Linked DNA regions of Homo sapiens: region 1 is linked to region 2. A link is a loop called in an ENCODE intact Hi-C map of the cell type or tissue named here. Cell type or tissue: IMR-90. All regions are shown on one strand. Links, peaks and the distances in the headings refer to the core of each region. The heading gives the core; the rest is flanking DNA. Region 1 overlaps ZCCHC7 (zinc finger CCHC-type containing 7). Region 2 overlaps ZCCHC7 (zinc finger CCHC-type containing 7).

Region 1 (2,930 bases), core at 303-2,802, 56 kb after region 2:
ATAGCACTTCAGATAAAAAAAAAAAAGGTAGAGAAATACCCTGTGAGCCTTGGTTAAAATATATTTTAAAATATAACATGGTCTTCATCAGTTTCCATAAATTGTCTAGAAATCTAGTTCTATACAATAAAGTTATCTTCCCACAATAATGTATCATCTCACACCTATAAGAATGGCCAGTATCATGACAAAAAACAAATGCTGGCATAGATGTGGAGAAATGGGAACCCTTATACAATGCTGATGAGAATGTAAATTAGTACAGCCATTATGGAAAACAGTGTGGAGGTTCCTCAAAAAACTAGAAGTAGAGCTACCATATGATCCAGCAATCCCATTGAGTTATTTATCCAAAGACAATGAAATCAGTATGTCAGAGATATCTGCACTGTTTATTGTAGCACTACTCACATTAGCCAAGATATAGAATCAATCTATCTGCCCACCAACAGAGGAACAGACAAAGAAAATGTGATATAGATACACAATGAATACTATTCAGCCATTAAAAAAAGAATAAGGGCCAGGTGCGGTGGCTCACACCTGTAATCCCAGCACTTTGGGAGGCCAAGGTGGGTGGATCACGAGGTCAGGAGATGGAGACCATCCTGGCCAACATGGTAAAACCCTGTCTCTACTAAAAACACAAAAATTAGCTGGGCATGGTGGTGTGTGCCTGTAATCCCAGCTGCTCGGGAGGCTGAGGCAGGAGAATTGCCTGAACAGGGAGTCGGAGGTTGCAATGAGCCAATATTGTGTCACTGCACTCCAGCCTGGCGACAGAGTGAGACTTGTCTTGAAAGAAAAGAAAAAAAGGACAGGGAAGGGAAGGGAAGGGAAGGGAAGGGAGGGGAGGGGAGGGGAGGGGAGGGGGGAGGGGAAGGGAGGGGAGAGGGGAAGGGAGAAAAAGAAGGAAGGAAGGAAAGAAAGGAAGGAAGGAAAGGAAGGAAAGAAAGGAAAGAAAAGAAAGAATAAAATCCTGTCCTTTTTGGCTACATGGATAAGCCTGGAGGACATTATATTAAATGAAATAAGCCAGACACAGTAAGACAAATACCACATGATTTCTCCCATATACGGAGTTTAAAAAAGCAGCTCTCACAGATGTACAGGGTAGAATAGTGGTTACCAGAGACTGGCCAAAGACTGGATGGAGAGAGGTTAGTCAATAGGTATAAAAGAACAGATGGATAGGAGGAATAAGTTCTAGTTTTCTGTTGCACAGTACAAGTACAGTGATTACAATTAACAATAATACTACATTGTATATTTTTCACAATAACCAGAAAAGAGGATTTTGAATGTAACATTTTGAATGTACTTGCCAGAAAGAAATGATAAATGTTTGAGGTGATGGATACACTACTACCCTGATTTGATCATTATACAGTGTATACATGTATTGAAACATCATACTGTACCCCACAAATATGAATTGAATATATTGTACATAATCAAATAAAAATAAAACTTAGAAAGTTATTTTTTAAATTATCAACTTGAGAAAAGATTAAATGACACTGCAGGTAAAACGACATAGCAGACATTCAATAAATTGTTAAAAGAGTGGCTAAAATATTTTCATAAAGTTATAATGAAAAGCTGAAAGGACAAACACATAAGGCCTGGAAGAATCTTTGAAGCTTTCACAAAGACTATTTAAAATTATTTTAATTTTTCTAAAAAAAAGGAAGTGTACAATGTACATAGGATTCTCTATTAGATGACACAAGTACTAGGTTTTGGTCTTTTAACAGTTAACTATTTACTCTCTTTAGCATCATTTCCTTTCTTCTGTGTTTCTTATCAGAAAATCTATCCATAGGGTATGGATGGTGATAAGGGATGGTTAACCACCCTATACTTCACTGCATCCCCATTAGGGAGGTGGGTACACCATTCACACCCATCCAATCCAAACATCAGACCCCACTGATTGGACCAGGAATAATCCAAGCTGAACCAATGAAAGAACTTCTTGTGCTTTAACCAGAATTATCAAAAAAGATACTATCTCTGTCTGAGACATAGGTGTTAAGGACATGGAAGTCAAAAGTACCCAAAGCCATTTTCCTCTTACTACAGAAGGCCTACGAATGAAGCCAGTCAGCACAGAGAACAATAGATCTGAGAAACAGGATGAGCTAGTGTTAATGCTTGGACCTCTAGAATAGATCTAGAATGATCCAGCTATGCTGAGAACAGATAAATGCCTAAGTGAGTCAATAAATCCCTATCCTGGCCGGGCGTGGTGGCTGATGCCTGTAATTCTAGCACTCTGGGAGGCCAAGGCGGGTGGATCACCTGAGGTCAGGAGTTCAAGCCTGGCCAACATAGTGAAACCCTGGCCAACATAGTGAAACCCTGTCTCTACTAAAAATACAAATATTAGCCGGGCGTGGTGGCAGGCGCCTGTAGTCCCAGCTACTCAGGAGGCTGCGGCAGGAGAATCGCTTGATCCCATGAGGTGTAAGTTGCAGTGAGCCGAGATCGTGCCACTGCACTCCAGCCTGGGAGACACAGTAAGACTCCGTCTCAAAACAAAACAAAAACAACCACCAAAAAACACCCTCTAATCCCCACTTCCTTACCTTCTTTTTTCTTTCTTTCCTTTGGTTTGGGTTTCTAAAACCCTCCATCATTTTCTCTTGACCCTGTCAGTCTCCTGTCATTCCTTCATGTAGTGCCATTCTCTGCCATTCCTAGTAATTCTGTGGCTCCACTGCAATACTAAAAGATGGTGAATGAATGCCTGATCTGGGGATATTTCAGTCTACTTAATGGTTACTTGACCTTACCACTAAACAAGGTGAGGAAAGATTTATGGATAGAGACTACAGAATCAGTTCTTAAAGAGAACATAACCTCTAATTGTTCAAAAATAGTTGTGATCTCATTATTTAACACTGGTATGCAATTAAGAAAATTAA
Region 2 (2,930 bases), core at 309-2,808:
ATTATTTTTCTTCTTACACAACATTTTAATTTTTCTGAATTTAATAGCAGTTTAGTTGTTTCATTTACTTGGCCTAAAAAGTCTACCTACTACCCTACCAGCCACCAGTACTTCATCTCTCCAAGTTTAGTCATCTTCACATCTCTAGTGCCTTTTCATTATATTCCTGCTCCTTTATACTAGGAAAAATAGTTTTCACCATTCACTATCTGGGTCCAATGGGACCTTTTAATAAACTAAGTCATTTCATAATTTATAGAAGAATAAAGAGATAATGAAAAATAATTTTATAAGACATTTTAATGAGACTATAAAGACAGCAAACGCATATTATTCCATAAACATACCTGAAATATGCAACATGTGGAATGCAACTACTCATCAATTATCATGCATGAACCTAGATTACATCTGTTTAAAAATACTCATATCAGATTTTAAATATATTTCTTCTTTGCTTAATAACTGTAAAACATGGCCAGGCGCAGTGGCTCACGCCTGTAATCCCAGCAGTTTGGGAGGCCAAGGCAGGCGGATCACCTGAGGTCGGGAGTTCGAGACCAGCCTGACCAACATGGAGAAACCACGTCTCTACTAAAAATACAAAATTAGCCGGGTATGGTGGCACATGCCTGTAATCCTAGCTACTCGGGAGGCTGAGGCAGGAGAATCACTGGAACCCAGGAGGTGAAGGTTGCGGTGAGCCAAGATTGCACCATTGCACTCCAGCCTGGGCAACAAGAGAAAACTCCATCTCAAAAAGCAAAATTCCATCTCAAAAAAACAAAAACAAAAACAAAAAAACTGTAAAACATTTTCACTTTTAGATTCATAAGCAACAATCAGAATGATCAATTGAAAAAAAATTTTTCATTTCTATATCATCTATTTCCTTCTAATCGCCCCTGCATATATACCTGTCTACAGCATTTGCCCATTTGATAGAAACCAGATGAAGTAAATTTAGATGCACAAATATCATAAAATATAAAAAAAATCACATGTCCTTATCAAAGCAGGATGATTCAGATTCCTGTCATATATTGTGTGATGAACAATGTTCTGTTGAATGAGTAACTATGAGAATACTCTGCTTTTTTTTTTTACACAGAAATACATCATTCACTTATCAGTTCTTGAGTTTTAGAAAAAACATCTACCAATATCCACTGAAAAATCGTAGTCTGAGAATTACTTAAAAGATGAAGTTCATTACATCATTAGGTTCTAGTACCTAGACTACGTGTTTCTTTGCATTCATCTTCTGATTCATCTAAAAATTGTGAAAACATGTTTTGTCAATTTCCTATTTGCCATTTTGTGTGGAAAATATAAAATTGTGAATTCTCAGCCTTGTTCAATGAAAGTGAAAGAAGATTATAAAGACAGTGTGTCTCCAGACTTCTACTGCACATTCTTGAAAGATAATGCAATACTTTAGGCAGCACAATAATAAAAGTGAAGGATGATGTAACAGTGATGATTCATGTCACTCCTGCATTATCCTTCTAGGCAATTTCATCATTCTTCTGTTTTTTTAAAAAATTAATAATTTAGTCTTTTTCAGTACAACTGGAAATAATGAATAAGTAATGATAAAATTATTCCTAGGATGATGAAACAGTATAGTTTTTCAAGATATGGCAGGAGGCCATGAAGTATCTTAGATTTATAAAAGGGTCCAATGTACCCACACAGTAATTCTGAAACAGAATTAGTTTTATTGTGAAGAAAAGTAAAACTCTTCTCTAGTCTTTGGAAGACGTTTAAGAAAGAATCAAAGTATGTACTATCAATTCCTTTTTTTTGGAGACAGAGTCTCACTCTGTCGCTCTGGCTGGAGTACAACAGCCCCATCTCAACTCACTGCAACCTCCATCCGCCTCCCGGGTGCAAACAATCCTCCCATCTCAGCCCTCCAAGTAGCTGGTACTACTGCGACATGCCACCACACTTGGCTAACTTTAGTATTTTTTGTACAGATGGGGATTTGCTACGTTGCCCAGGCTGGTCTTGAACTCCTGGGCTTAAGTGATTCACCCGCCTTGGTCTCCAAAAGTGCTGGGATTACAGGCATGAGCCACTGCACCTGGCCTCAATTCTTACAAATAGTTAGAAACACTCAAAATAAAAAAAAATTTTCAAACTAAAATTGGGTCCAATAAACCTGACGGTATATTCAGGGTTAAACTAAACATTACAATTATTCCCAATATTTACCATTCGTTTATTATTCAACAAATATTAACTCAGTTACTATCATTTGCAAGCACTATTCTAGATGCTTGGGATATACATATCAATGAACAAAATAGACATTGCTTTCCTTGATAGAACTTATCGTCTAGTGGGAAAGTGAAACAATTAAAAACCAAACATATTAAATATGTAAATGATGTACATTAGAGAGGCATAAGAGCTTTGGAAAAAAGAAAAAGTAGAGCAGGGTAATGGAAATTGGGTACGGGTTATAATTTTACATAGGGTAGACAGAATACCCTTCACTGACATTTAAGCAACAACTTAAAGGAGATGGAAGAATTAGCCATGTACTTCTGCGGTAAGAGCATTCTAGGCAGTAGGCACAGCCAAAGCAAAGTTCTTAAGGCAAAAATATTCCTGATGTGTTTAAGGAACCGGAGACAGGCCAGTATGGCTAGAGTGCAGAAAATGAAGGGAATGTGAAGATAAGAGTACAGAGGTATTAGTTTATGAAGGGCTTTGTAGGCCATTATAAGGATTTTGACTTTTACTCTGAGTGAAACAAAAACTCGTAAGAGTAATATGATTTGACTTATAACTCAAAGAATCACTCCACTGAGAAGAAAAAATAGATGGGAAGGGCAAGTATAGAAGCAAGGAGATCAGTTAGAATGTTACTGCAATAATTCAGTCCAAAAAAGATAGTACCTCTGACCAGGGTGGAGTAG

The links. Peaks named below come from ENCODE experiments on the same cell type or tissue, not always from the same donor. Only the 100,000 strongest peaks of a DNase experiment are listed, where the experiment ranks them.
Region 1: a loop joins it to region 2, with 2.5 times the contacts of the local background. A loop is called at or near these places in 4 of 110 quality-filtered maps.

Annotation. Positions count from the first base shown.
Region 1 is chr9:37,233,479-37,236,408 of GRCh38, reverse strand. All of the region lies in intron 2 of ZCCHC7 (zinc finger CCHC-type containing 7), which reads right to left. Among named protein-coding and RNA genes, the nearest start is that of ZCCHC7, 110 kb to the right of the region's middle. In IMR-90, for the core only: no CTCF peak of the experiment used is centred there; no DNase peak of the experiment used is centred there.
Region 2 is chr9:37,289,539-37,292,468 of GRCh38, reverse strand. The region is part of intron 2 of ZCCHC7 (zinc finger CCHC-type containing 7); the gene reads right to left. Among named protein-coding and RNA genes, the nearest start is that of LINC01627, 100 kb to the left of the region's middle. In IMR-90, for the core only: no CTCF peak of the experiment used is centred there; DNase peaks (open chromatin) are centred at 1,048 and 1,458; H3K27ac peaks cover 286 bases.